Regions from separate parts of the Homo sapiens genome. Here all the other regions are linked to region 2. Evidence: chromatin contacts called from ENCODE Hi-C or POLR2A ChIA-PET data. All regions are on one chromosome and are shown on one strand. The core of a region is the stretch at or near the end of the contact, and the rest is flanking DNA. Distances in the headings are between cores, read along the strand shown. Region 1 holds the start of FBXO8 (F-box protein 8). Region 2 holds the start of DCTD (dCMP deaminase). Region 3 holds the start of FRG1-DT (FRG1 divergent transcript).

Region 1 (3,001 bases), core at 113-2,612, 8.6 Mb before region 2:
GCTGTAACTTATTATTAAATGAAGTTACGCTGCACCCTAATTCCTGATGTACAGAAACTGATAATATTTGTTGTTTTAAGCTGGGGTAAATTTGGGGGTAATTTGTTACCCAGCAATAGACAACTAATGAAGTACCTCATCAGACATATTGTCAGGTTAATTGGCTAAAGATGAATTTCTGACCCAATATGAAAAAAATAATAAAACTTATGCATTCTTTATTCTGAAACCTACTCTGTTTCACATATCATTTTCGTGAAGGGTAGAGTTGAGAAGTGTGTAGAGCTCCTACCTCAGAAATACATTACTTCAAACATTAAAAGAAGGAAGAGGAAAGCTGAAATAGAAAACATAAATTGTCTTCACTTTACCGTAATAAAAATCATGATATATTCATTTGTGGATATACACCTAGGAGCCTTGAAAATGAATATTTTACTTGTAAAACAAGTAGAATCAATTATTTTATTAGTAAATTCATACAGAACCTAAAAATAAAACTAAAAAAATTAAATGACTGAGGATTGGGATCCATTTATGTGATTTTGCCAAATAAATATTGAGAACCTTCTACGTAAGAGATTAGAACCCAGTCGCTGAGAAACAAATAAAAGACAAGTTTGACAAGTTTTATAACCCAAGTTTGACTACTGTAGCAGCTAGCAATCCATCGTGATCTTAACTATACTTGTGTTTGCATTCATATTACTGGAAAGTGGTAAAGAACCAAAAACTGTCTAGGAACCAAAATAACACTCGACCCGAAAACCAACACTTGGACCTGAAGAAAGTAACCCTTGTCATTTCTCAGGTTTATTTCACAATGACGCTGGGTTACTACTTGGAGTCCTAAACCGAACTACACCCCAATGGCCTAGAAACAGAAGGAACACACCCAGTTCCGCCTCCTGACAGTGATTCCTCACTTTAATGAGCCACCACTACTGTCACTCAAGATGCTTCGCACTGTCATTGGTCGCAAACTCTTGCTGGTCGGCCAGTTTCGGCCAACTGGCAAGCACTGGTTGTCTTTATTTTCGAGAAAAGTGAAGGTGAACAGGGAAAAGAGACAAGAGATCTAAAATATCTAGGTTGACTCCTGTACCTGAGCGACCTGCGATCTCCACCGCCGCCGCGACGAATTGGCCTCTGGGCGGGGACTTTTAGCCAAAAGGAAAATGGCTCAGCCGGGAACTGGTGCCCAGGCCATGGAGAAGCTGATTCAAACTTTACTTGTCCACACCGGTAGAGGTGACCGCGATGAGAATACCAGAAACAGCACTACGACCCTCAGAACTCAGGGTACCTCCAGCTGCAGGGGCCAGAACTGCCGACTATCCCAATTTTGACGTTTCCTATTGTTGCCGGAAGTGACGTTAGGCTCCGACTCTTAACGGAGACGCATTTTTATTTCTGTTGTTTACGATTCGCTATAGATTCCTTGTTTCTCACTTCGTAGCACGAGCCACTCTGACCATCAAGATCAGAAAAACTTCTCAGCTGCAAGTTAGAAGTGGACTGGCCATTGAGGAGGCTCTCAGCGGAGTCGCTCTTCACAGGAGTCTTGAACGCGGTGTGGAATCGGCAGCGAGGAATCCTGGAGCACAGAGAAGCTCCCAGCTTTGAAGGTCTTGCGGTGGTGCGTGGCGGGCAGGAACCCACAATTCCAAATACAAACGGTCGGCGCGAGAAGCGCTTCTGGGCGCAGGCGCCTGGCTGTAGCGACTGGTTGCGGGAGGCTGGACTCTGGTGACTGTGTATGGTTGCATATGCTCCGTTTTCCTCTCCCTGTCGTGCTGGGCCTTTGAAACCGGCTTCTTTGCTGGTGGCTGCTTGGTGAGCCCCGAGGAGACGGCAAGGCTGCGCCTGGTATTGGGCGGAGGTCGCCTCTCTCCGCCGTCCTTACAGAGACCCCGGGCGGAGACGAATGACCAGATCCGCCTTTTCATTCTTTTAAATCAAATGGCGGGAGGGGAGCCTTGCTTATATACCCAACTAGTATATGCTTTTAGTCACAACGAAGTGGGAAGTATCGTGGTAGCTCATCCTATCAGAATTAGGTTGTGACTTAGGGTTGGAAAGTTATAGGCTTACTGATTCCTATTGGATCCTCTGGGGTGAGGATACAAACGGCTCCTGACTATAAGGAAGACAGGACAGCAGTTCGTGTTTTCCTTGTTGGCATTTCCCCAGCTTTTCAAATATTTCTCCACCTTTATTGAAGGCTACAGATTTTTCCCTCACTGTAACAAGTTAATCTTGAAGTTGTTATTCTCTTTTACTCTGGAATTATGGCCATGCTAGACTGTTTTTTTCCCGAATTATCTGCAGACCTTTTAATTTTATGTGTGAACACAGCAGTCCCGTTGAACTCTTTACTTGTCCCTTACTCCTCCCCACTCCCGCCCAGCTTTCTCGATGCTTTGCCTTTCTCAGACCTTTCTCCTATCTCTTAGAGAAGTATTTCCCTAATATCTTTTGCAGTTTCATAAACTGTTTTTCTCATCTTTACTTTTTTGTTTTTGATACGTGTTTTTAGATAATATCGAGCATTATGTGCTATGTCACAAACTCTTAGCCATTGACTGTTATTAGAGTCAGTGTAGTTGCTTCATTCTAAACAAAAATCACTCTGGTCCAGTGACATTCTATTGGGAGGCATTGTTTTAATGACCTCTAACAGCAATGAGATTGAGCGATGTTGAAAATCCTAAACTGCTAGAGTACACTATTTTCACAACCTCTCCCACAAGTTCAATTGCGCAGATCTGACTTGTAGACAAGGAAGGAAGCTAGAAAGGAATATTGAGAGCTTCTTTATTATTGAATCTATGCTGCAAGCTGAGTGGTATCTCCTTTTTTCCTTAGTTTGCCTTTGATCAGTGCTATAAGTTGAAAATGTTAAATTTTTAAAAGTATTTTTCATTAATGAAAGTAAGGTGTTAAAATGTACATAAGTAATAGATTGGCTTCTTTTAATGTCTTGTTTTTAAGGCTTTTG
Region 2 (3,039 bases), core at 397-2,896:
TCTTAAGTAAAAACTTAAGAAATTTCCTATTTCAGAAGTTTGAATTTGAAACCTATAGCTTCACGTTCCCAAATATTTCATCTATTTACTGCTTTCTCATAGGATTTTTTATGCCAGCCTACAAATTGTTGTGTCCTTTACCTGTCTCCCTTACAAAGCGGAGTCAGCACAGGAGGAGGGTGGAAAAAAGAAATATTTATTGATCATCTATAGATTCCAGACATTGTTAAAGTTTATACACATCATGTCACTCAAGCCTTACTCCTAGCTAAGGTAGACAGTGCCATCCCATCTTACACAGACTCAGAGAACTTAGGTAACTTAACCTAAACCACACAGGATTATCATCCATGCCAGACGGATTCAAAGAAAACATCTGAAGCCTTCCCAACTCTGATATTAACCAGATAATTTTTCCCTTCCCTTTCTCCTCAATAATCCAGATGGGACAGAAGTTATCAACTCCGAGTAATGAATTACATGAGAAGAAACTATGAAAAACGTCAAGTGCTACTCCTAAAGCAAGGTTTTTGGAACGTAGTTTACCAGGGGCAAGCAGAGACTGTCTACGGCAGGGAGAGCCCACGAAGGGGGTCCTAGGACTTCAGGGGAGTGGTCGCTTTCAAAAGGAATGAAACAAGGGCAAGGAAGGAAGACAACACAAAAACGGGGTGGGTACCACGGAGAAATCTTGAGAAAGGCGAGGAATGTGGTCTAAAGGAAGGCAAGCATCTCCCAAAACTTCTGCTTCAGGCTCCACACTTTATTTAGGCATCTGCTACAGTGCAGGGCGGCAGTGCCTAAGACAAGGATGCAGTGGAGAGTGGGTGCTGGGAACCACGGTCACCCACTGATTACGCTGCCCCACATCTGAGAGGCCTGGCAACCCCCCTAACAGGAAAAGACAGGTGCTGAATCAGCCTGGTTTCCCACCTGGCTTTAGGGCCAGCATCCATCATCGCTGTGGGGTGCTGGAGAAGTACCTACTAAATAGGAGGGAGGGGGAGCCATGGGGGGCGAGGGAAGAGCAGGAGAGGGAAGGGTCCTGTTAATCCCCTGGGCGCCTTCTCCTGGTGTGGCTGAACGCCCACTAGAGCCCTGTGAGGACTGAGGCCCAGCTGTAGAAACAGAGAGAACTGGAGCTCGAATACAACGATTCAGGAAGACACATCCGGTCACCGTCCCAGGCACACCCCACGCCGCTCGCAACCCCGTCAGCTCTGATCCAGGGCCTACACCCGGCATTCCCAACCCACACACGGGCGCAGGAAGGGATGTGGTGTTCAGACGCCCAGCACCACCTCCCGGGGCACTCCAAGGGGCCCGGCCTCGCACAGGCCGCGGCGCCCGCCGAGAAATCGACCCTGGAGTGACTGCGGGGACCCCGAGCGCCCCCACCCCGCCCGCATTCTCCGATCTAAAGGCTGAGCGCGGCCGAGGCGCCCCCAGCGTCCGCGGCCCCAGGCCCCCGCCCGGCAGCCAGCGCCCCGCGCCACGCGCTCGGGACGGTGCCACGCGGCGGTGGCTAGGGGCGCGCGGGCCGCGTACCCGCACGGCTGGCCCCCGCCCACCATCCGGTGCCGGCTCCGCGCGCAGGCCGGTGCTCGTCCCCGCCGCCGCCGTGCTCAGGGAAGGAAGTCGGGGGAGGAGGCGGGGCCGCCGCGGGGCCGGAAGGGGGCAGCGGCCCGGGCGCCGCGCGTTCGCAGGACGGCGGCTGGCCCCGGGGGCCCGAAGCCCTGAGGGGAGGGAGGGAGGGACGGCGGGGGCGGGTCGCACGCCGCAAAGGCGCTGCTCCGCGTCGCCGTACGCCTCCCGGTCCCCGTGACGCAGCCCGCGGTCCGGCCGGCGGTGTTCAGAGCCCGAGCACAAACTACTTCCCGGGTGCCAGACCGCCCCGAGGTCGCCCCGCTGCCCGGGTCACGCGTGGCGCTGGGTGGCCGCGAGTTGGGCGCTCCCGGGCCTGACTGCACGACCGTCGGGGGCTGCTTGGTTTGGTGGTGGTGGCGGTGGTGAGGTTTTCCCCACCATCCGTGTTCCATCAACTGCTTAGAGACACGGCTATGGAGATTGTGATTAAAAGACGACCCCAAGAATCTAGTGCCGTGAAACTGGCGGGGCGGGAGGTGGGGAGACCTGGTTTGGGTCTCTGGAGTGAGCCCGCTGTGTCGCAGCGTCCCCGTGGGGACCCTTGGCCGGTGGCTGGGTCACAGTTTCACACACTGGATGGGGCAGGGAACTGGGTCCGGCGGGGGCGCTGTGCCTCGAGGCTCAGTGCCTCGAAGCTAGATTTGCATTTGGCTGCGCCTGACAGGCTTTCAGTTTCTGCTCAAATTGTGCGGAAGGGCCTGAGGTGTTTGCTAAAGCCTGCCGCGCCCTGCTCGACCCGTATCACCGCACAGGCACCCCACCTGCATGTTACCTCCTGGTAATGCTCGCCCACTTATATAGTGCACATTTTGTTGCAGTTGTTTCAAAGATGAGAAAAACAGGGCAATAGGAAAGACCATCAGTGACATTTCTGGAGTCGTATGCCCCAAGCAACTTAATCTGGTTTTCATGAACTTCGTTACCCTGTGCAGACGTCTAGCCCCTTACAGTGGTTCTAGCACAGAGAATGACAGAAGAACCCCTTTCTGTTTCATTCATGGGACTTGAGGGGACTGTCAGCACTCCATAAATAACAGCTACTGTAATAATCGCCAGTTCTGATCTGCACATCCCAGATTTGAACTGCTATTCCAAACAAAAGCTTGTTAACTATATTAATTTAGCCTAACGGAGGAAGAATGATGAGAGTAAACAGTTGGTTCTATCTAATTTCTCACTACAGCAGACACATCATTCTTCATCTCATGGTCCAGCTTGTAGATTCAATAATTAAATTATGTACTGCTCTTGGTGGATGCCGGGAAAGCAAAAGGGAGAAATACTTCATCGTTAACTATAGATTTTTTTTTTTTTTTTTTTGCCTTGATAAGACTCAGGCTTGAAAGAGCCACATAGATTAAGATGATGATTTTTAATTTCAAGTTGACTTTA
Region 3 (3,075 bases), core at 498-2,997, 7.0 Mb after region 2:
GAGGCATGAATTTATCTTGATTCTAACAGAAAGCATTGTATTTGGGTCTACAAACGAAATTGGTTTCATTTTTATTTTTTGTAAGTTTTCGCCAAACTCTGTGCATATATAGAGGCTGGGCAAGAAAGAAAGAAATCCAGAAATACGGCATATGCCATCCCTTATTTATTTCCCCATGCGACCAGCCAACAGCTTCTTCACCTAGTCCCTGCTTCAAGCTGACTTTCAGTCTACTTCTCTATCGGAAATGGAGCTTCCCCAAAGACTGCCTCAATGTCAGTTACCCAGAGGCCTTTTTTCCATCTTGGGCTCCTAAACTTCTATGATATTAAATGATACTACCCTTTCTGGAAATTCTCCTTAGCTTTGATTTCTATAATTTAACTCTGTTTCATTCCTTCTTTTATAGCCTTTCTTTTCTCTATCCCTTTACTGTAGACATATTGTACGACTTTGTTCTTGACCTTCTGATCTCTCCACATTCATTCCTTCAGAGCATGTATCCATTTTCTTGGTGTCAGGCTTCCTGACTATCTGATTATTACCATCATATAACGATGTTGGTGATGAGCATAGCTAACATATCCTAGGCATTTTCCATGTAGGTTATAATAAGCACCCTATATAACTCGTACCATTTAATTCTTCAACCCTAAATGATACTATTACTAACCACATTGTATGAGACGAGGAAACAGATTTTCATCAAAACCCTGGAAAGCCAACGTGAGGAGCCCCTGTGTGTCTCCTTTGTTAATGACTCCGGGCATCATGGCATGTGGATTGCCATGGAATGGGGATTAGGAAGCGCAGCACTGTGAAAACACCAGAAAATACGTTGATAGCGGTAAGGACGCTCATCTCTGCACATTGTGACGGTTTTGTTTCTGAGTCAGGTTTGAGATGAGCCAATCCTGACTCCATGGTGCCACCAGGGATCACGAATTTAATAAGATCTTCGTGGATGCTTGGAACCCAACTGGTCTCGGTTTTCTACTTTAGGGAAAGAGCCACAGCTTGAGTGGGGTGGTTTTGGTGTCACATACGCGATTAATAACACCCACCGCTGCAGAGGAATCACCGTGGACTACTCCTCCTTTCATCCCATGCTCTTGCGATGGATCCCTCTCACCTGTTTACTGATTTCATTCAAATTCTTCAGCGACCACAGGACCCCGACTTGCCTTCTCTATCCTGGTTCCCTCACTCTGCTTTACAGGCCTGGCCTGCTCGCTGCTCCTCACACCAGCGCTGCACGGCTCCCTCCACGCCTCCGCCCTGTTTCCTCCATCAGACAGGACTAGCTTCCTCCATCTCTGTCGGGCAAATGCCTGCCCAGCCTTCAAGACCCTCCTCAGATGCCGCCTCCACGATTAGGCTTCTTTCAGACCCCTGAGCCTGTAACACGGGCTACCATAACTCTCCACCTCAGCCCACATTCCCACAGCACTCGCGACGTCCGCGACCCTCAACATGGCGCTTCATTCTCTTTTAGGGTATTTCCTGCTTGTTTCCTGCACACACAGTCGCGCGAGGCGCAGTCCTGAGTGACCCACGCACGAGTGGCCCGCGCTTCCAGCCGCGCCGCCGCAGGCCAGCGAGGGCAGCCTGAGCCGCTTCCCGCCCCGGCGAGGACCGTCGCCAGCCCGCTGCTCTAGCAGGAGGCGGTTCCACAGCGCACCCGGCAGCCCAGCCACCGTCAGCACCGCGCCTCGGGCGGGCTTTTCTCCCTTCCGGGAGGCGCGAATCCTCAGGGGCTCCTTGAGAGGGCGCCAGGGAGCAGCTGCGCGCGGATGCCTTTTGGCCCTCTGCGGCCGCCGTAGCTCCCCGGCAGAAACCCGGAAGTGGAACTCTGAGCCATTCAGCGTTTGGGTGAAGACGGAGGCGGGTTCTACAGAGACGTAGGCTGTCAGGGAGTGTTTATTTCGCGTCCGCTTCTGTTTCTCCGCGCCCCTGTGCTGCCCCGACTCACATACTCGTCCAGAACCGGCCTCAGCCTCTCCGCGCAGAAGTTTCCCGGAGCCATGGCCGAGTACTCCTACGTGAAGTCTACCAAGCTCGTGCTCAAGGGAACCAAGACGAAGAGGTGGGTCCTGCAGCTTGGGCGGGAGCCTCCTCCGTTCTTTTCGGACGCACTCCACCCCCGCAACTCCGGTGGAAGCCGTGGCGCGGAGAGCCGGCTTTGTGGCCTCCCAGGCTTCGCCCTGGCCCCTGTCCGGGCTGGACGGAGGCCGGGCCGCGGTTCCCGGCGTCTGTGCAGAGAGGGGCAGCCTCCCGCGCGGACGACCCTGGAAACAGGATAGACGGGCAGGTGACCCGTGACCCCGTACCCACGAGTTTGGGTCCCCTGAGGCATCTCTCCAGGCCTCTGCCTGGGGGGTCTGCATTAGTCTGATCTCGTAGTTCATGATAATTTCCTTTATTAGGGATTATTATTTTCTCCATTGTCTCTTTTCTTTCTAGAAAACTTATTAATTTTTTCTAATCTAATATGTACAGTGAAACCAGGATGAATCACACAGTGGTTGAGGTGTATATGGGCTTTAGGGATATGGGCTCGAACCTGCACTCTTGTCATTTACTAGTTTTGTAATTTGTGGCAAATTGGTTAATATGTCTGAACTTCCATTTACTCATTAAGAGATCAAATATCTGAACCTCCGTTTACACATTTATACTTTCAGACGTTTTTTATACTTTTAGAAGACTGTGAGGATTAAATGAGAGAACATATATGCAGAAAATAAATTGAGCCAAATGTGAGGAGGAGGTCGTAATGGTAATTTATTAGCTTTTTAGGAAAAAATACCTGTGCACTCATATCCCCGCTTCTTTTTTAACTGGCAGATTTGCCCGAGGTACATACAAATGTCGAGTATTTCCTCCTGGTCTCCGTGATAAACAGAGGTTTTGATATTTTTAGGCGAGATAGAAAGTATCAAGGAGTGAGTTGAAGCCACTGGCCTTGAGAACCCTCTCGAGGAGTCTGGCCTCATGAAGATGCCAGAATAAATGGCAGGTTTATCCTGAATGAATGTGAGATTTTTACTCTGTGAATTTCCTGGGAGGAGAGGA

The links. A loop is a pair of places that touch in the nucleus more often than their neighbours do. ChIA-PET counts read pairs that join two places held with the same protein, here RNA polymerase II (POLR2A). Pooled maps may share reads with other maps.
Region 1: a pooled map shows a loop between it and region 2 (11-fold over the local background). The contact joins the promoter of FBXO8 here to the promoter of DCTD in region 2. A Hi-C loop is called at or near these places in 2 of 50 pooled maps.
Region 3: a loop to region 2 is called in a pooled map, with 34 times the contacts of the local background. The contact joins the promoter of FRG1-DT here to the promoter of DCTD in region 2. A Hi-C loop is called at or near these places in 2 of 37 single-sample maps with no recorded cell type and 10 of 50 pooled maps. POLR2A ChIA-PET finds 5 or more read pairs at or near these places in 1 of 52 experiments (activated B cell).

What each region holds. Positions count from the first base shown.
Region 1 is chr4:174,282,305-174,285,305 of GRCh38, forward strand. It overlaps FBXO8 (F-box protein 8), which reads right to left and starts at 1,363. Exons shown (of 6, transcript NM_012180.3): 1 at 1,106-1,363. CEP44 (centrosomal protein 44) reads left to right here and starts at 1,607. Exons shown (of 12, transcript NM_001040157.3): 1 at 1,607-1,639. RefSeq lists an enhancer at 1,558-1,807 and a silencer at 1,572-1,839.
Region 2 is chr4:182,915,740-182,918,778 of GRCh38, forward strand. DCTD (dCMP deaminase) reads right to left here and starts at 1,647. Exons shown (of 6, transcript NM_001921.3): 1 at 1,572-1,647. RefSeq lists a silencer at 1,279-1,988.
Region 3 is chr4:189,938,986-189,942,060 of GRCh38, forward strand. FRG1-DT (FRG1 divergent transcript) reads right to left here and starts at 1,748. Exons shown (of 4, transcript NR_149039.1): 1 at 674-1,748. It overlaps FRG1 (FSHD region gene 1), which reads left to right and starts at 1,887. Exons shown (of 9, transcript NM_004477.3): 1 at 1,887-2,086. The coding sequence starts at 2,025. RefSeq lists an enhancer at 2,193-2,692.